Regions from separate parts of the Mus musculus genome. Here region 2 is linked to region 1. A link is a loop called in an ENCODE intact Hi-C map of the cell type or tissue named here. Cell type or tissue: heart. All regions are shown on one strand. Each heading gives the region's core, and the rest is flanking DNA. Links, peaks and the distances in the headings are about the cores only.

The links. A loop is a pair of places that touch in the nucleus more often than their neighbours do. Peaks named below come from ENCODE experiments on the same cell type or tissue, not always from the same donor. Only the 100,000 strongest peaks of a DNase experiment are listed, where the experiment ranks them.
Region 2: it touches region 1 in a loop (3.0-fold over the local background); 3 of 42 quality-filtered maps call a loop at or near these places.

Annotation. Positions count from the first base shown.
Region 1 is chr11:102,428,943-102,439,145 of GRCm38, reverse strand. It overlaps Grn (granulin), which reads right to left and starts at 8,639. Exons shown (of 13, transcript NM_008175.5): 1 at 8,606-8,639; 2 at 6,037-6,181; 3 at 5,796-5,921; 4 at 5,576-5,660; 5 at 5,101-5,210; 6 at 4,869-5,004; 7 at 4,637-4,746; 8 at 4,320-4,443; 9 at 3,990-4,087; 10 at 3,655-3,900; 11 at 3,204-3,437; 12 at 2,898-3,122; 13 at 2,337-2,811. The coding sequence starts at 6,174. The coding sequence ends at 2,674. It overlaps Fam171a2 (family with sequence similarity 171, member A2), which reads left to right. Exons shown (of 8, transcript NM_199200.2): 8 at 237-2,165. The coding sequence ends at 1,683. In heart, for the core only: CTCF peaks have their summits at 1,454, 4,316, 4,518 (motif pointing right) and 7,963 (motif pointing right); DNase peaks (open chromatin) are centred at 4,535, 5,955, 6,875, 8,055 and 7 weaker places; H3K4me3 peaks cover 2,858 bases; H3K27ac peaks cover 2,937 bases.
Region 2 is chr11:102,214,487-102,224,689 of GRCm38, reverse strand. Hdac5 (histone deacetylase 5) reads left to right here. Exons shown (of 27, transcript NM_010412.3): 3 at 6,203-6,274. Among named protein-coding and RNA genes, the nearest start is that of Mir8101, 11 kb to the left of the region's middle. In heart, for the core only: CTCF peaks have their summits at 1,353 (motif pointing right) and 5,739; DNase peaks (open chromatin) are centred at 4,619, 5,699, 7,899, 8,399 and 7 weaker places; H3K4me3 peaks cover 5,312 bases; H3K27ac peaks cover 6,556 bases.

The DNA.
Region 1 (10,203 bases), core at 701-8,700:
TTGCCAAGTTTACCCCCATGAAGCTGAACGGGTGCAGCTCCTAGATGAATGATCTTCTTTCTACAAACAGCTTCTAGACATCATCTGGGTCCCCCACCATTTCTCTCGAATGTTCCAGGCATCCTTCATCTCCACCTCACTGCTGTCTCCATCCCTTATGTCAGCAGCTGTGGCGGTTTACGGAAATACCTTTACTTTCGGCATCCCTGAGCGCCTGTCTCTTTCCTCCTCTGCAGAAGACGCTGCTTGAAGCCTAGACAACAGCACCGCAAGCTGCAGCTCTCCGGCCCCTCGGACAACAAACGAGATCAGGCTACGTCGATGTCTCAACTCCATCTCATCTGCGGGGGACCCCTGGAGCCTACGTCGTCGGGAGACCCCGAGGCCCCTCCCCCAGGCTCCCTACACTCGGCCTTCTCCAGCTCCCGAGACTTAGCATCCTCGCGGGATGACTTCTTCCGTGCCAAACCGCGCTCCGCCAGCCGACCGGCCGCCGAGCCTCCTGGTGCCCGCACCGTTGAGGGTGCCGGGCTCAAGAGCGCCCGCTCCGTCGAGGGTCCTGGCGGGCTGGAGCCCAGCCTGGACGAATACCGGCGGGGTCCAGCCGGGGCCGCGGCCTTCCTGCATGAGCCTCCCTCGCCGCCGCCATCCTTCGACCATTATCTGGGCCACAAGGGGGCGGCCGAGAGCAAGACCCCCGACTTTCTGCTGTCACAGTCGGTAGACCAGCTGGCGCGGCCGCCGTCCCTCAGCCAACCGGGCCAGCTCATTTTCTGCGGTTCCATCGACCACCTCAAGGACAACGTGTACCGCAATGTCATGCCCACCCTGGTGATCCCCGCACACTATGTGCGCCTGGGCGGAGAGGCGGGCGCCGCGGGAGTGGGCGACGAAGCCACCCCGCCGGAGGGCTCGGCCGCCGGCCCCGCGCGCCCCTTCCCTCAACCCGACCCCCAGCGCCCCCTGATGCAGGGCCACGCGGGTGCGGGAGGCGACAGCGGTGGCGGCGAGGGCTGGGGCGGCGGGCGCTCCGCACCGGTCAGCGGCTCGGTCACCATTCCGGTGCTGTTCAACGAGTCCACCATGGCGCAGCTCAACGGCGAGCTGCAGGCTCTAACCGAGAAGAAGCTGCTGGAACTGGGAGTGAAGCCTCACCCGCGCGCCTGGTTCGTATCCCTGGACGGACGTTCCAATTCACAAGTGCGCCACTCCTACATCGACCTGCAGGCGGGCAGCGGCGGCCGCAGCACCGATGCCAGCCTGGACTCAGGCGTCGACGTGCACGAGGCTCGACCTGCGCGCCGCCGGCTCCCGAGGGAAGAGCGGGAGCGCGCGCAGCTGCCCGCGCCGCCGCCGCCCGCGCCCCCGCGCCTGGCGCTCAGCGAAGACACAGAGCCCAGCAGCAGCGAGAGCCGCACCGGCCTCTGCTCGCCGGAGGACAACTCGCTAACGCCCCTGCTGGACGAGGTGGTGGCACCCGAAGGCCGGGCAGCCACGGTACCCAGGGGTCGGGGCCGCAGCCGTGGGGACAGTTCCCGCAGCAGCGCCAGTGAGCTGCGGCGCGATTCGCTCACCAGCCCGGAGGACGAGCTGGGGGCGGAGGTGGGCGACGAGGCTGGCGACAAGAAGAGCCCGTGGCAGCGGCGGGAGGAGCGGCCGCTAATGGTGTTCAACGTCAAGTAGTGCGGCCCGGGGGTCACCCACCGCCCCTGCAGGTTCCCAGAGTGCGCGCCCCGGGATGCTATGGCGGAGGGGCATGCGCTCTTATCCCGGAGAAGAGCTCAGGGGTCGGCAGAGCTCATCTGTGGTATGTGCTGGGGGAGTGTCTTGGGAAGGGACCCTGGATTGGCCTCCAAACAGAGGGAGGTGGGAGGGACCCGGTCCCCCATGGGAGGGGCTGGGGAAGAGGGCTGGGGTGGGGGAGCAGTGCCTGTATAAACGTGGCTGTACATAGAAAGATCTATTGTGGGAGAGCAGGAGGGGCGAGCCAGCCTCAGCTGCTAGGGTGAGGGCTGGGAAGGGAGGGGCAATCTCTGTGGACCCTTGGGAGGGGAGGGGTGCTGCTTGGATGTCACAGGGCTGGTGGCTGGGGCGATCCTGGAGACTAGAGGATAATGTGATAACACTCTTGACAACAAAAAAAATACAAAGCTGGTGAGGTTAAAGCTCTGTCTTTCTCTCTCTCTCTCTCTCTCTCTCTCTCTGTGTGTGTGTGTGTGTGTGTGTGTGTGTGTGTGTGTGTGTGTGTGTGTGTATGTGTATGTGTATGTGTGATTTTTTTTTTCCTATGGGGAATGCTGGTATCAGAGGGCCCTGGCGCAACAAATCAGATACTATTCAGAAAGTGTACAAACTTTATTGGAGCAACACACGCACACGCGCACACACACACAAGCAAGCTCACAGAACACCTGTGGCTCGGGAAGAGCACCTGGCCACAAGGTCCACAGAAACCGGAAGAAATGGCAGTTTGATACGGGGCTTTTGGCCACAGCCTTCTTTCCATAAAAGAAGGTTTTAGTTTGAGGCTCCACCTCCCATGGTGATAGGGTGACTCAGGATGAGTAGGCCGGGGAGACGTTAGGGGAGGAGGCGCTAGGGAGGCCTGAGTAGTGGGTACCCTCGGAACAGGGTTCCCAGGACTGTGGAGTTCCTTAAGTCTGTAGCCCTTCCTTACAGTAGCGGTCTTGGGACCGGATCCCTCAAAAACATGTCCCAGCGAGGAATCTTCTTTCGCAAACACTTGGTTCCCCTGGCTGAACAGTGGAAGCCACCGGGGCAACAGTGACGTCCATCTCTACAGCAGACACCCTGGATAGTCAAAGGAGAGTAAGTACTAGACAGGGCAGAATACAGCCCATGGCCACACCCAGCCCCAGAGTCAGGGTCACACTGACCTTTAGGTAGGGACAGCAGGCCCAGACTCCTGCACTGTCTTTACAACAGGTCTGGTTATCATGGCAGAAATGCCCTTCTCCACACTCCACATTCCCAACCTTAGGGCCGAGGGTCAGGAGCACGGGAGGCTGGATAAAATCGACATCCTTCTCACAGGTCCTCGCCTTCACATTGCAGGTGTACCCGGCCGGGCAACAGTGCTGCCGGTCCTCACAGCACACAGCCTGTGGAGCGAGGGGATGGGATCACACTCATATCCCAAGAACACAGCTCCCTTCCCCCAGGGCGGTGGGGTGGAGACTCACATGGGGCAGCTGGCAGCAGGCCCAACTTCCCTTGAGGCTTGGGCAGCAGGTTTGCCCTACTGGGCAGCTGGTATGCTGGTCACAACCGATATCTCCAATTTGGAGCGGGGTTGTCTGGCGGGCAGGTATCTTCTCCAGGCCAGCCACCATTGTGTCTCCCTTCTGACAGTACCCCTGAGCCAGACATGTGAAGCCCTGAGGGCAGCAATGCTGGTTGTCTGAGCAGCAGACAGCCTAGGGGTGGGCAGAGAAGAATGTCCCTACAGAGGACCATGGGAGTCTACCTCTCTAGCTCATAGCTTCTCCTGCTGGGGACAGGTCACAGCACTGGGTACCCACCCTGGACTAGACAGAGTGCAGAAGAAATAAAGCCACGGGACTCTTGCCACCCACCTGCCCAGGCCAAGATGCTATCTCTACCCCCTCAGGGCTGCCTCCCTTTCTATGTTACCTCTGGGATGGGACAGCAGCCCCAGTCCCCAGAATTGAGTTTGCAGCAGGTATTGTTTGTAGGACACCTAGTGAAGTCATCACAAGGTGTATCACTCTTCAAGATCTGTGGGTCTGGCAGGCGGAGGGGGGCTATGACCTTCTTCATCCAGGGTACTTGGAGGATACCCATTTCGCAGGTTCCTTTCTCTGTGTGACACTGAAACCCTGCCGGGCAGCAATGAATGTGATCCTCACAACACACGGCCTAAGGTAGACAGGGCAAAGCCAATAAGCACTGGTACCAAGCTGGCTGCCCCTTCCGCTTGGACTGCAGTGCCCACTGCTCCCAGGTACCTTGGCAAATGGACAGCAGCCCCAGGCCCCAGTGTTGAGGCGGCAGCAGGTATATCCTTCAGGGCAGCTCACCTCCATGTCGCACTTCACCTCCTTCACTGTGAGGTGGGCAGAGACCAAATCATCAAAGGCAGTGGGACCAGGTGCGGAGAACGGAGCACACAGCTAACCCAGTCACAGTGAGCCTCATGCAAGGCCAGTGGAGAGGGTCTACAACTGCCAGGTCCCTCCATGCGGCCATCAAAACCCACCCAGCTGATAGCCATTCCATAACTGACAAGAACCCCTCTTTATTGAGGGAATGAAATGGGGTCTAGTTTGGTCCTGTACCTGGGTATCCAGGCAGCTTGGTCAGGAGATCCGTGGTGTAGTTCTTGGATAGGCACTTACTCTGGATCAGGTCACATACAGTGTCCTGGGGGCAGCAGTGCAGGTGGTCGGAACAGCAGATGGCCTAGGTTGGGACAAGTATAAGTCTCTGAACTCCAGTAGTGAGGACAGGGAGCGAGCCAGGCTGATAGCGTACACTATTTCAAACCGCCACTAGGGGGCAGCATGAGCCTTAGAGCTCTCAGGGATCAGCCCAGTGCTTGGAGCCTCCTTGTAAGACTATATATGGGCTCAGGGGAATCCAGCCATTCACTCACATTGGGCATTGGACAGCAGCCATACTTCCCAGTGGGTAGCTCACAGCAGGTAGAATCATCGGGACACTGGGTCTTAGCATCAGGGCACACGACAGAAAAAGGCAAAGACACTGAAAGAGCAATGAGGCATGTGGAGGGGTTGCCAGGATGGTGGGGACTTTTTCCCATCCAAGAGTCAAATGTGGCTTCACCCCCCAGGTGCTGCTGGCTGGGTGGCTCCCAGCCTCCTCACCTGCCCTGTTGGTCTTTTGTGCAGGGAACTTCTTTAGTAGGGTGTGGGTGCCCGTGGGTGAAACGCATCGTGTGTGAACCAGGTCACAGGAGGCCCCATGGGGACAGCAATGCACTCTGTCTTCACAGCAAGAGGCCTGAGAAGAGACAGATAATCCTCAATCCATCTGCATCAGCCCCAGGTCCCAGTTCCACCCCGCTACCCGCTAGTCACCATTTCCCTACACCTGTACCTGGGGCATGGGACAACATCCCCACGAACCATCAACCATAATGCAGCAGGTGGCAGAGTCAGGACATTCAAACTGGCTCCCAGGACACTGGACAGCACCCAAGGGGTTATCTGCAAATAGAAGAACCCAGAATTCCATTAATCTAGTCAGCAAAGGCCATTCACCAGGACCGTCAAGAAGGAACTGCTGGTCCAGCTACAGGAGGTTTAGTGGCCAGTCCCAGGGCTTAGGTGATCTCCCAGGTAGCCCCTACTGCAGAGAGACAACTAAGGCATCCAGTGGTGTTAAACCACTCCAGCATGGCCTCTCCGTGTCCCCAGACCCCTAATTCGGCATCCTTATCTGTCACCTTCTTCTCTCAGAACTGCCCCTCTGTTCTGGAATCAGGGCCACCCAGGCGGTTGGGCTCCTGGGCCCTTCAGGTGCCACCCGATGTCCCTCCCCACATGCCCCCCTCCCCTGTGCCCCACAGCACCTGACATCTGGAAGCAGGATTTCCCATCTGCACTACAGTGGAAGCCCTGGGGGCAGCAGTGGTAGCCATCACCACAAGACACACCCTATGGACACAGAGAGGTCTGTGTGAGCAAGACGCTTTTGCTTGGGACTATTAGAGTGAAGGAAAGAGGTAAACACAGATTTTAAGCACACACACACACACACACCCCAACTCCCCAAGCCAATGGCACTGTCACCTTAGAGAACGGGCAGCAGCTGGAAGTCCCAGACACAGTGAGAAGACAAGAATAGCCAGCAGGACAGTGGCCATGGGTCTGGCAGGAGCCATCTAGATGATGGCTCGTTATTCTAGGCCATGTGTCCTGGAAAGAAGAGATGACATCAACCAAAGGGTCTGTGCCAGCCTTGCTCTGGTCAATCCAAGGTAGCCAGCCCTTCAAAAGGCCCGGGGTGCCAACTGGGGCAGGAGGCACTCACCAGAAGAGGGTTACAGCAGCTGTAGTTGGCTCCTCCCTGGTCAAGGCAGCAGGCAACAGGGCAGAACTGCCCATCTGGACACTGTGTTCCGGCTACCAGCCCTGCCGCGAAGGCCAGCCAGCTCATCAGGACCCACATGGTCTGCCTACAAATGCCAAGCAAAGTTTGGCAGCCACCTTAAACTCTGTGCCACCTTCTACTCTGAGGCCACGCACTCCCCTGTGCTCTGACCAAGGCCCTGGCTTCATTGAGTCTTCTCAACAAGCCAACAGGAAAGCAAGCAGATGTGTCGCTTGTGTCAGCGTCCTACCAGTGTGCAGCAAGCGCACATGCGTCAGCTGGCACACACTGTGGGCATGAACACGTGTGGATTCATGGCCTCACATACGGCTGAGACTCTGGGTAAGTGGGGGGGGGGGGCACGGGGTATGGCAGTCAGGAAGGCATGTGGCTTTTGTGGCTTTATCTATGGGACTGTGGGCTAACTGGGAGGCAGAGGAGACCTCAGCAGACACAGGAGGATGGCCAGCCCCACTGCCGGCACTGAACTGCCACCTGTAGCTTTCAAAAGCCTTGGGGGATGGAGAGGGACAGTCATCAGTCACATGATCATATGGGAAACCGAGCAGTGGAGAAAGTTGTAAAAACAGAAGTGCAGTGGTCAGTGGGGTCTGGTCTGGCTTCCCTATGGGCCAGCCACCGCCTACCCACAACTGTCCCCCCACCCCACCCAAGGGAAGGGGACACAGAGACTGGATCAGCCTTAAAGCTAACTTCATGGTGAGCCCTTCCCGACATCACCAGGGCACCTCAAACGGACCGCCTCCGTCTCTCCCCCCTCAGAAACCGAAACTCAGCTGCAAGTGGGAAGACCCAGCACAGTGCCTCACTGCCTCAGCAGGAGGAACCGAGCCTCTCACTTCCCTAATAAGCCTTTCCCCAGCCCAGCTGGCCTACCCAGCAACCCAGAATGACCCAACAATATTCAAAGACCCTCTAGGGAGTCTTTCTCCCTCTCCTTACTGTATTTCTCTGCAACAACTATGCAAAACAGTAATTATAATATTACTTTCACTTTTCAAATCCATGCCTAAGGATCAAGTCAGGGAAAAAAGACGGGATATGGGACTGGGTTCATATGCCAACTGGTCTCCCTGAATATTGTCAGAGAAGGACCCTGAATCCCAGAGGCCAGAGGTCCAAACAGGACAGGACAGAGCATTTTTCTGGCAGGTGACCCAAGCAGGATAGAAACAGGGTGGGAGCCGGGCGGTGGTGGTGCACACCTTTAATCCCAGCACTTGGGAGACAGAGGCAGACAGATTTCTGGTTTTGAGGCCAGCCTGGTCTACAGAGTGAGTTCCAGGACAGCCAGGGCTACACAGAGAAACCCTGTCTCGAAAAACCAAAAAAAAAAAAAAAAAAAAAAAATAATAATAATAATAATAATAATAATAATAAAATATTTAAAAAGTAGGTACAGAGACTTGGGTTTTAGTCCTGGAAGTGACACTCTATGTCAGAAATTGCTCCCTGTGTCTCAATTCTTCTCTGCCTGGACACTGGTGGCTATGAAAGACAGGAAATGCCACCCACACATGGCAGGCATGCTTTTGATCCCAGCATTTGGGAGGCTGAGGTAGGAGGGTTGCAAGTGCCAGGCCAACTTGGGCTATAAGGTGAATCCCAGGCCAGCCTGGGCTACATAGAAGGATCTGCCATCTTTCTCTTTCCTTCTCTAGGTCTTTTCAAGTGCCCTTTCACCTAATTCAAAGAACATCCCAGAGGCCATCTCCTAACCAGGAAGGGGTAGGGAAGACCCAGTTCCTCTCAACGGGGCTAGGGAGTGGTGAGCCCCTGGCCACCTCTACACTACACAGCTAGGGAGAACTGGAGCCTTTCAAAGCCCTAGCTCCGACATCTTCCACTAGGTGGCACCCCCCAACTCTGAGTGTCGAGGGGAAATGAATTTCCTAAAAGGTGAGCCAATCCAGATGAGAGGCAGCGGGGGAAAAGTGGCGGGGAGAGGCGGAAATTAGCTCTCTCGCCCCCCAAGAAAGGAAATAAAGCTGACACAACCCAGGGACTCAGCCATCACGCCCTGGTCCTGCTCGCAACCCCTTTGAGCTCTGGGGGCCAAGGGCCGGAGATCCCCACCCAATGCACGCCGCCGCAGAGAACACTTGCAGCGTCCGAAAGAGAAAGAGCCGGACCTGGAGACAGAGGTGGGAAGTACGGACAAGAGAGGAGCTGGCCCAAGAGTGGGGTGGTTCCTGTCCTGGAGAAAGGCCTGCAGCTTTCCGACATGCTGGGCAAGAGAAGCCTCTTATTGGGGGGGAGGGGGTGCGGGGAGGTGTCTCTACAACAACTGCCCCCACCCCTCCAAAAAAGAAAAGAAAAAAACAACCTCGTTAGTGCATCAGAAACCCCTAGGGGAGTTTCAAGAGGCAGGTCTTCTCTTGTCTCTGAGCTGAGACTCCAGAGGACCCTCAATTGCACAGGCAGCCTGGTCAGGCCTCTGGACCTCTGGACAGTAGCCGGGGAGATTGTCTGCAGAGGGTCCTCCTACCTGCGTCGGGGTCCGGGCTCCCTGGGAGGCATCTGGCGGTCAGCTCCAGGACTAGGGCTTGGCCGCACGATGGCCCGCCCACCTCAATTTCCATTAGCCATTGCTCGGAGATCCAGGGCTTCCATTGGTTACTTGTCTACGTAGAGGCGGGACTCTCCTGGAATGCTGTGTTTCTTTTCTACTCAGTTCACATTCCTCCTCCCTTTCCTCTTTCTCCCCACACCCCATTTCTAGGGATCATGTGATTAGAGAATCATATGACAACATAGCCCGCCTCCCCCAGGGCAGAGCTTGCTGGTTTGGGTTCTGGCGGCAGAGTGTTGCAGAGATGAGACACCTCATGCCTAAGGGCACCCACAGTTAGGAGAGCTGCCCTGAGGGCACGCGTTCAAGGTCGTTTACTGGAGGGTGTCTGCTTCTGGATCGGGACTTTTGTACATTCCTGTCTCTTCACGCCTGGCAGACAAGGACTCGAAACCAGTTGGAAGATGGTTGTGAGGGTGAAGATAAATAGTCCCCAGGTTTGAATGGGGAGAGTGGCTTAGACTAAATCTAATAAAGGTTCAAGGGCGAGTACCGGGCACTGTAGATGTGTGTAGGGAGGAGGCAGGAGATTGGCTCAAACTGGGGGGAAGAAGAGATTTAAATCCATATTGATAGCACTGCATTAAATTGAAGCTGAAAGAATTTTAAGAGGCTGATAAGGTGGGACAGAGGAACTTGAAACTAGATTGGGAAAGACAGTGAATCCTTTCCTTGGGTAGTTTATATCTTGTTCTTTACAGACAGCCTCTAGCAAGGGTTGAAAGCCACGTTCAAGATAAGGGCATTAGCCAAGTGTGTGGCACTGCCTGTGGAGTAGGCTGGTGGCTGTCGAGATGGAAGGGGTTTCCTTGTTTCAGCTGTCCCCACCTTCGAGGAATTGTTATGGTGGGTGAATAGAGACCATGGGGGTCAGCCATACAGTTCAGGACAGTGGGAGTCTTACATAGAGAGGAGTGCATGCAGGGTTGTGGAATTCCGTGAGGGCTTCTTACACTGGAGTCCCAGAAAGTGTGTAAGACTGGTGCATCATTCTGCATCCTGATGGTGTTAGCATAGGTGTTCCATGACATTCATACAGGTGTCCCCAGAACAGACCATTGCTTATGCTTCTAGTGAGACACAGCCATCTGCGGAGGCTGAGGAAGGGGTGCTGCTGAACCCCAGGAGTTGGAAACCAGACTCAGCAACATTGCAGCTCACCCTCTGAGTCAGGGTTTCCTGTGTTCCAGACGAGCTTCAGCTTGATAGATAGCTGACACAGAACTTCTCAGTTTTCTGCCCCCATCTCCCAAGCGCCACGATTGCAAGTGCAGATTGCCGTGTTTAGTTTCTGTGCTGCTGGGATTAGACCTAGGGCCTTGAGCATGCTGAGCTACAAGTGCTACCAACTGAGCTACATCCTAGACGCAGCACTGCCTCAAGGGGAAATAAAATGGGGAGCAGGTAAAAGCTTAACAAACCTGCTTCCTTTGTTTCACAAGACAGAAATGACTCCCAGAAACCACGACTTCTGACTTCTGCACACACACCATAGCATTAGCGCACCCCCAGAC
Region 2 (10,203 bases), core at 749-8,748, 210 kb after region 1:
AATGCAGTGGGCTGTGTGGGTTTCCCGCCCAGGCCAGCTGACTGCCAGTGTCTGAGATGTCGGGATTGAAGGGGTCAGGAGTGGAGAATGTCACAGCATCAAAAATCTTCCCGGAAAAACAAATGAAAAAACAGAGGCCAACTGTGAGACAGACCTGGGAATCCACGGCTCTGGGAGAGCCTGGGTCTCCCTCAGCCCCATGCCTGCCCTTGGGTACCTGAGATGGAGGTGTGACTTTCCCTGGGTAGCCTGGGACAGTGTTGGAAGCGTTTTCCTGGAGACAGCTCGTGCTACTTCTCGTGGTGATGGCTTTTTCCTGTGCTGTACCTTTTTCCTGGTGGAGCTTTAAAGAGCCCAATGCCTTAGGCTATACAGTGTAGGGATAGGAGTGGGGTTATGTGTTTGTAGAAGAGTCTTGGCTCTTTGCTGAGTGTAAGGAGATGACCTTCTTCCTCTTGGTGGATTCTTGTGTTGGGGGTCTTTGACTCCCATTTCCCATTCCTTTCTGCTAGGACCTTGCTGGGTGCTGCCAGGAATAGTCTGTGGGTGGGACACAAGGTAGCTCTGTTTGGGTGTGTCCCGACGAGTGTGCCTATGAGGGTGTGTCCAAATGACTTGAGCCGGACCCTCAGGAGTTCCCCAGAAGGTCGCAAGTTAGCATGGTCGGAGTAATCGCTGTCTCTTGCCCCTAGCTGTCTCCTTGTAAACAGTCTGAGATGGTCAGTGCCTCTCCTGCTGTATCCCGCCCAACCCTAGCCCTTCCCAGCACTGCCTGGTCCTGTATCTTTTTCTGCAAGCATGGTTAGATGGATATTTTCTAGAGAAAAGAAGGATGAGGGGATTGGATAAGAACTGAGCTGCAAGAAGCAGGGAGGGACCCAGCCCCACACTGGGGAGAGCCGTTCCCCAGCTGTCTTCTCACTGCTTTTGTATTTCCCACTGGGGTCTTCCTGCCCTCGCCTTCATTCAAACCCCTAAGGGTCGCACCAGGTGGGCTCTGGAGCTCTGGCTTCCTGTCTCATCCTCTGGTCATCAAAGGGACAGGAAGAGGCCTGATGACTATCCATCGGTCCCTCAGCTCTGCTCTTCTATCAGACAGGCAGAGGCTGCCCAGGGACATCTGTTGGTAGCTTGGGGAGGACATTTCCCAGCTATAGGGGTTCTTGCTCTTGCAGCGAGTTTCTAGGGCTGTGTTCTAGTCACTGATGGTCCAGGTTCTCCTCGTAACCATCCTGCCTGAGCTGGGTGGGAGCGGGCTGTAGCTGGAGATCTCTGCTAGCTTGGCAGCTTCTGAGCTCTGGTAGGATAGGTATTCTTGGTGACCTGTCTCTTGGCTGGCTTTCCAGCTGCCCCCAGCAGGGGGAGATGCTGTCTTTTCCGTGTATGGGAGGGAGAAAGAGAGAGGGGCACAGGATATAGAACTATATTTTAAGACTGTTGAGTCTTGTGCCGAGAGGTGACCTGCTGTGGATCTTCCCTTAGTTTTTTTCTACAGCTCCGGGGCTGGTTATTCTAGTGGGGTCCAGCTGCCCTGTGGCATGGAGACAACCGGTCTGCACACAGCTTTTACTCTTTGAAGGGGCTCAGCATCTGTTCTCCAAGTTCAGCTGGCATCTGGGTTGGGGCTTCCTCCGATGCCCTGAAGCCTGGAAGAAGCTGGAATTCCACAATAATAAAGTGACTTTGTTTTCAGAGCACATAGGTGTCCACAGCAAAGTGGACACCTTGCAGAAGGCCCTAAGAAAGATTGGGAGCCCCAGGACAGGTTACAGACAGGAGGGGGTGACGAGTATGACCGATCTCTCCCCACATCCTGGCTCATTCGGTCCTCCCTTCTTAGGGCATACAGCCGCAGGGCAAGCACAGCAGGGCACTTTCTCTCTCTTCCCTGGTTCCTCTCAGCATAAGAACAACTTTTTCTTTTTTTTTTTTTTTTGAGGCTGGCCTGTGGTGGACCAAAAGACAGGAAATGGTCCATCCCTTCAGTCGTAGCCAAAAAGTCAGCATGCAAGTTCCTGCTAAGGTGTGGCAGGTGGAGACGGAGCAGTTAGCTTCTGGGCCCACCACTTTGGCCAGTGGGCATTCTCTCTTTATATCTCTGGGCTGGGCTACATGCTAGTACTTGACCTGTCTACCTCTCTGGCCATCTGAGGAACTCTGCTCCCTGGAAGAGGCCAGTCTGTTTCCCTCTACCTTTTTCTTTAGGCGGGGTGGGGGTGGGGTGGGGTGCAAATGGGGTGAGGGGTTCTTTATTTTTTCTGGAGCCAGTCCTGTGTGTACGTTCCCCAGCATGGGGTTAATGATGGCTAGGATTTGTAGCAGCTTTGACTTGGAAGAGCCTCCCTGGGACCTAGGACCTCAACTGCCCTGGTTGTACCCTGTTCTCAGGGCCATGGCTTAGAGAAGGACAGGAATGTGGCCTGCCACGTGATCCCATCTAGATGTTTGTTGGTGGGGCCCTGGAGAAGGCATCTAGGTTCCTTCTGCCCTGCGTGGGAGGAAGATGAACCGCATGATAGCACCTGTCTGCCCAGCACCTCCTAGCGCCCTCTATACTTTCTCTCCTTTCCTTTCCCAGGAGGGAGGGCGACTGCCCCCTCCCTTTGGGGTGACCAGAGAAACTGGGGCATGGGTGTGGGGTGGAGCCAGGAACCTTGGCGTCCTGTCTCCCTGCCTCAGGCTCTGCTACCGAGCCCCTGGGAGGGCAGGCAGCCAGCCAGCGGAGGAGAAAGTGGGTCAGCGCTGGCCCGGGCAGGGGTCTGGGGGGGAAGACCCTTGGTCTCCTTTGTCTATAGGTGCCTTGGCTGATTGGAGTCTGCTTTCTCTTCCTCTGCTCAGCTTCCTTCCAGAGGGATTGGAGGCTCAGGACTGGCTGGTGAGGAGAGGCAGTATCAACCCAGAGAGGAAGTAGAAGATGACAAAGTGGGTGTCTATAGTCTTCCTACAGTTGGGTTTAAATGAGAAGATTCAGCCAGTAGCTAACTGTGGACCTGGGTCGTGGTGGTGTCTCGGCCATACTGACAGGTCCCAGTGTGATCAGGCTCAAAGGAAAGAACTGCAGGGGAGTAGGGTTGATGCTTGCTGGGCACCTCCTAGTCCAGGGTCTCTGGACCTTGGGCAGAAGACTTCTCTTCCCTTTTGGTAAGGGCTCCAAGCCAGCCTTTGGGCCCAGGAAATGAGATTGGGCAGAGCTGGAGGAGGCACCATTGGGCTCTTCCTTCTGCTCCAGCTTCAGAGGATTTGGAGGCCGGGGTGTAGCCTTAGAGTCGGGAGCAGAGGCACTGCTGGGAGAACAGAGCTGGTTCTGTAGCCCAAGCTGGGCTTCAACTTGCTGGTGCTGGTTCTGGATGTGTCTCGTGGACTACACCCTCAGTGAGCACTCTGGGAGATTTATAGGGTGGGACTCGGGAGCCAGGGATGGGAAGGGATGGGAAAGTAGGCAGGAGAAGGGGGCGCTATAGTAGGAAAGCCTGAGGCTAGACATTAGGAAGACCTCATTACATCATTTGCATCTTGGAAGAAGAGAGAGGCTTGTCCTTGCTCCCCCTAGACCTATCCCAGCACGTTTCCTCAGAGCTTTTTGGGAATTGCGTTGAAGATGGAGACTTGTCTTGGGAAAGAGTAGAAGTCATGATAGCGCCAGTTGTTCTCACTGAGCCCTGGCCTTTGAGTGCCTGTGTCCTCAAAAGAATTGTGAGGAATCCTCTTTACCAAGTTTAATAGCTTAAACCTGTAGTCTCAGCAGCGGAAAGGCTGAGTCAGGAGAATAGTTGTGTGTTCAAGGCTAGCCTTGGCTACAGAATAGGACTCTGTCTCAAAACAACAACAACAAAAAAGGGAGACCTCTTTTGACATCAGGCTAATCTAGGGTCTCAGGCGCTTTGCTTTCAATTTGTCCTAGCTGCTCTTCTCCCCTGAGCAGGTCTTCCTTGACTCTCTTCTGGGCCTGGGGCAGGTAAGAGTGTGCCAGGACAGGGCTAGCCAGCCCTTCTGGTTGTTCCCAGCGTGGGTGGGTGGAGCCTCGTCTGGGAGGGGCCGCTGCCCACGGCCTTCTGGGCTCCCTTGTGTCTGGCTGGGACTGTCACTGGTAGAGCCTCTGGTCTTCCCTTCTCTTCTTGAGAGACCTAGTTGATCTGGATGCAGCTGGAGGAGGGACGGTAGACAGGCAATGGTTTCCAGTACCAAGCTCCTAGATTGCACAGGTCTTCTGCCTTTCCATCTAGAATCTGTCTTGGCTGTAGCTTTAGCCTCCTCCCACTTTAGTTCCTGGTCTACCACTGGGGAACAAATCCCCGAACCCCAGCATCGGCTGCATCTCACCATGCTTGGGAAAGCTTGCCTCTACCACCACCACCCTTGTGTGTGTTTTCCAACCTGAGGGAGGAGGCCCCGGTGGAGTCCTGGCAGAAACTTGGAAGATGAGTTTCTGGAGTCACAGCCACCATGTCCTTGGTTGGACTGCTTCTCCCAGGCTCCTGACAGGAGGGTGAGGTCATCCAGTCCAGAGAGAGGACAGGTGTCCCTGGCTCTGTGCCTGGAGTGGGGGGCAAGGAGGGGCCAGGAGGGGTCCAAAATAGTAACTGTGACGTCACGAAAGGGGGAGGAGCCTACAGACCCAGGAATAACCGGTCTATTAAAAGGCTGCAGTGAGGTCAGGGGGCCAAGTGGGATCTCTCTATCAGTGGGAGGCACAACTCGGGAAGAAGGGGGGTCAACAGTAGGTGACACTGGCAGTGGCACCAGTTTTGATGGTACAGTGACCCCCATGGCCCAGGAAGGTGGAGAGCTGAGGCTACTCTGCCAGGCCAGGGTGCTAACAGCTGCTGGAGGGCCTCCAACCCCAAGTCTTCCTGTTTGGGCGCTGGAGGTCCTGTACCTGGGGCAGATGTGCATAGTCTGCCCATGAGTTATGGTGGTCAGTGCTTCAGACCTCTGGTCCCTATCACGTGAGCAGCTCTGTGAGGAGAGTGACTTCCGTCTCGCTGTACTGTACCTCGGTTTCCCCATCTTGGCCTCTTGCTGGTGGTCGTTGTTAGCACGAAGGCAATGTTTGCGGCTTGTGGTGCCCTCAGCTGGGGACGCTGCCAGGAAAGCATTGATTGAGCCGAGAATGGGCAGGTGCTGTCCAGTCCCCTGCCTGGGCTGGGCAGAGCCAACCCAGAAAAATCTCTCTGGTCCCTGGGAAGAGGCCGAGTGCCAGAGGGAGCACTGCAGAATGGGTGGGAGAGCTGCCACCCCACTGCTATTTAGGGTCTCCCTGATAGTAAAAGGCATCTCCCAGCTCTGTGGGAAGGCAGAAGTTACACAAACTCCACAGGCTGTAAGGAGGAGGTGCGAGGTTAGACCAGGTGGTTGGGTGTCTGTCACCTCTCCCTAGTCTTTCTGATTCCTGTCCTCGCTCTGCACAGAAAGGGGGAAGAGAGAAGATCCAGGCTGGCTGCTTGGTGTCCAGTCCGTTGTTTGCCCCCAGCAGTGGCCAAAGCTGACCCCAGATGCATGGGTCCTCTGCCTGCACCCTTCTCTAGTCCAGCCACTGGCCACCCAGGTCTGTGGCCTTGGCCCTGAGTGCAGGCCTCCCTTGCCCCCCTCCCCCTTGACTGGCGCTTCCTCCTGGGGTGGAACGCGCCTCCCCCCATGGGGCCTCCGCCAGGCCTGGGCTCCTGGCAGCCAGCCGGCGGCTCCCTGAGCATGCTCCACCTATTTATAGACAGGGCCCTCCCCCAACTGCTATTTCAGTCTCCTGCCAGCTGCCGGCGGCTCATTCGGGGAGGAGGAGCAGGGAGCCAAGCCCAGAGCTGTCACCGGTGGCTCTGGGAGGGAACACAGAGAGAGCCTGCCTGCCCACTGAGCTCCCCTTCCTGTCCCCTGAGCACCCAGCCATAGCCCAACTCCTGGAACCTTTGGACAGACTTTGGTCCACGCTCCTGGAGCGGAGAGCAGGCCCTTCAGCCTCATTAGCCTCCCTGCGTCTGCTGCCTCCGGAGCGCGCCCAGGCCGGATGAGGTGCCTCCTTGCCTCGTGGGTCCCAGCGGCAGTGGCCTGAGGGAGTCCTTGAGCAGCCAGCTGGCCCCGCTGACCACCTTTTCCCTCACCGGCTTCCGCCTCGGGCGGCCCCTCCCTGGCATGCTGCTGGTGCCCAAGGCACAGGGGCTTGTGGAGATGCTGCAGACCATCTATGAGACCGAGTCCTGTTTCTCAGCAGATGGCATGTCAGGCCGGGAACCATCCTTGGAAATCCTGCCACGGACTCCTCTGCACAGCATCCCTGTGGCAGGTAAGTGGCTGCGTGTCCCCACCTGCCCTCAGCTCTTGGGCATCCTGGCGCCTGGTTTGAGCACCTCACTGTGAGTCTTCCTCCATCGGGGTCCTGCTTCAGCCTTTGAGGGTTTTGTTGAACATCCGTGGACTGGAAGAGCTGTGCTTCTAAGGCAGCCTCCCTTCCTTCCTTGCCCAGGGCTGTCCTTTCACGGTGCCTCCTAGCCACCCTCCGCCTCATCCCTCCAGTGCCTCTGCCTTCAGCAGGGTCAGCCTCAGCTGCTAGGGGCTAGGGCTTCCTAGAGGATTCTGGCCTAGTTGGACCATGGTCAGAGGGGGAGGAAGTGGGTCAGTGACCTGTCTCAGGCTGCCTGCTCTCCCCACAATTGAGCAGAGGAAGAAGTTGTGCCTGGAGTACCTGCAGGAGTCAGAATCCGAGCCTCTGTGGCTTGCTTTGACCTGGTAGTGACTTTGGCAAGTTTTTGGTCAGGAGGCTTCTGAGAATGGACTCTTAGGAAGAGCCTTGTTGGGATAGGGTTGAGCAGAGACTAGCAGCTGGGGTGTTTAAGGATTTTGGCTTAGTTCCTAGTTACCTCCTAGCTCTTCCTTCCCTGGGCTGTGGTTTCTTCCCACTTTCTGAGGATAAGGGATGTGTTATTTTGACCACAGGTGGGCTTAAAGACCTCCCCCCCTAACCTCAGCTCGAGGATTCCTAGACCTGCCCACCTTCCCTGGGGGAGCTTTTTATTGATCCTTGGTAGGGGGTGGGGTCCCCCCAGAGCTGGCCACTCCTTCTGTCACTCCCAGGAACCTGTTGCCACCAGGCTGGCACCACAAGATGCTTCCTCCAGGGAGGGGCCTGCTGGACCCATGCCTGCTTGGTCCCTCCTGGCAGTGGCTGGCTTGGTACTTTCGAGAGAGAGAATATGTGTGTGTGTGTGTGTGTGTGTGTGTGTGTGTGTGTGTGTGTGTGCGCGCGCGCTAGAGTTCTTGACTCTGGATACATGGGTGTGGATCTGAAGGTTTCAATTAGAAGGTGGAAGCTGTATCTCTCTCTGGTGGGTACCTGTGATTTGGCTCTCTGCTGTCCAGGGCTAAGACTTGAGTAGGATTGCGCCGAGTCAGAAGAATGTTTTGGGAAGGTTTGGAAAATCCTTGGAACGTGATTTGCTGTCAGCTCGGACGTGGATAGGGATGTCCGTTCAATATCCTAGGATAGGGCATAGTCGTGGAGACCAGCCCTGCAGTGTGCTTACCAAATCCCTGGGATGGAGCCCAAAAGGCTGCTGCTTGCTCAGGACTAATGGAGCTATAGCCCCTGTCCTCAACCCTCAGTGGCTTCTGCATATTCACGTGGTCTCCTGGGAGGTTAAGGAATGTCTGAGGAGCATCGCCTAGGGTGGCTTCTAGCTGGTCACCCACTCTGCACTGAGCTGCCAGTTGGCCCCAAGTTCCCTCTTGTTTACTCTTCTTTGGTTCAGACCCTAGAAACCCTGAAAGTTTGGGACCGTGTTCTTCTATCCCTGGATATACCCCAGCCAATCCTTCTCTCTAGATCTCCAACTCCCCCCCCCCCCCCCTTCCAACCTGGCCTTCTGAGTGTGGCGCAGTCCCTGCTGGCAGGAGGGAGGTGTGAGTCACCCTAGCAGCTCAGGGAGAGGGCTAAGAATGTTCCCCTGAACAGTTCTGATGCCGTGTCTGTGACGCGGCTGGGGACAGATATAGGCCTGGAGCTTGGCTGCCTTTTTTTTTTTTTTTTTTTTTTTGGACTCTGGAATGTAAATAGTCGTTTCAAATAGAAACACTTTAACCTTTGGGTTAAAAAAAAAATCCTCCCTAGATAAACATGGCCATGAGGGCCCAGAAGCCTGGTGTTTCCCTGCAGTCCCTTTTCCCTTCACCACACACCCTCTCCCTCCAATTTCTTGAGCAGTCTCCAGACGAGAGACAGAAGCCTACAGCTGACAAAGCCGGTTTCCAGGGGTGCTTTCTCGGATGGTGTTGCTGGTGTCCCAGCCCAAGGGGCCTTCCAAGATCCTGCCTCTCTGTCCCTTGTAGCAGCAGGTCCTGGGAACTCTTACTTAGGGACAGCTTTTGCTTCCTCTGCTGTCTGTCTTGTTGGCTGCTAATACCCCCCCCCCACCACCACCACACACACACCTAGCACTGTGGGTGGTACTTAGATGAATGAGTGTTGGATGAGGAGGTGGAGGGCCCGCCTTCTGGCAGGATGCCTGGGTGCTATTCTAGGGCTTGACCTGGTGGCTGGATAGAGACAGCTACAGTGAGCACCTAAGGGTGAGTGAGCCGGAGAGGGAGAGAGAGACACTCACTCGGCTCTTCTTGCTCAAGGAAGGGGAAAGGGGCCGATTTCCCCTTCCACTGTGGATGGCTCGTGGTGTCTCTGTCTAGTTACCCTGTGACTGCCCAGTGTGCAGCGGGCACCTCCATATACTAGGCTCGGCCCTAGCTTGAGGATCCTGTGATCTTTCCACTGTGGGGTTCCCAGTGGTTGCAGAGTGGGGCTCCGATGTCCCCTTGTACATTTCTGGTTGAGCCGAGGCCTTGGATCCTGGGGGAAAGAATGGCTGAGGAGGCTTCTCTCCCAGCCGAGGGAGGCCAAGTCTGGTTTGTGCCAGGAAGGATGCTCTGGATGTTGGGAAGTCCCACGGGGTTCAGGTTTGCAGCCGGGGCTTTCCCTGCCTGTTCCTATTTAGGCTCCTGAGGCCATTCCGAGCATGGCTGTGCGTCAGGAATGTGTAGGTGTGGGGATGCCAGGAAGATAGGAAGGGCAGGACTTGAGTGGAACTAATATTGTAATCCACGAGGCGACAGGGATACCCGGGACTTTCCTTACTGGTATCTTTTAGGAAGGGATGTTACTACCCTCGTCCCATAGTGGAGAAGGGTTAGAGATGTGAAAGAATTTACCCAGAGCACAGAATAAGTAGACGCTTAGATTTGAACTCAGGTCTGTCTGTGTGGGGCCATTGTTAACCTACACAAAAGCTTTCTCTCACATTTCTTTAAAAACAGTCCTTTGTCTGGGTGGGTGTGTCCTCAGAGCTAGTGTCTATGGCTTAGCAACCAGAGCATGGGCTGGTCAAACTCCAGTTTGTCCCTTCAGTTGGGTACCCATCTGCAGTACCCAACTTGTACAACCTTATGTGGGAGGCCCACCTATACCTCCAAAATCTGTACTCCTAGAGAATAGGGCTCATTCTTGCCCCACTCCTGGGGTGTCTAGGAGTAGTCTTCCCCCACAAATACTTGAAACTACTTGGCCAATTATCTCTCTCCCTGAAGGCGATTTGGCTCAAAAGAAGATGAGCCTAAGAACAGAGGCAGACAGCCTCTCCTGCCCCCATGGCCTGCTACCTCATCTTGTTTTTGAGACCCTCAGCTGTCCCTTCCCCTCTGCACAGCTGCCAGACAGGAAGTCAGATTAACCGTGTCCACACACAGCTGTAACAGCTGTCAGATTGTCAACAGGAATGAGTGCAGGCAGTCCAGGGACTGGGAGACAGTGGTTCTCTGGCTTTGAAATGGCAACAGAATTGCCAAGGAGATGTGGTCTAAGGCAGGTTCCGAGTCTGCAGGACCTCTGGGGGAAGCAACATTTAAACTCCTCCTTTGGCAGTTCTGATGTACAGCCTGTTAGAGTCTGGGCTGCCTCTCGTGTTTCGTGGAAGGCCCTGGTGGGAGAAGGGTCTATGCAGAGGGCAGGCGGGCGGCTGTTATCTTAGACAGGCAAATAAATACAACTCCTGGCAGCCTGGCAGTCTGGAGAGAGGATGTTTTGAGATGCCAGGAGCAGGTGTCTAAACTCATAGGGGGATAATGGCAAGCAGCCAGGCGGACAGGGTGCCTTGCTGGACAGTGAAGCCCGGGCTGTGCTTGGAGAATGGAAGCAAGATCGGCCCTGGGGCCCTTGCCACCCCCACTCCC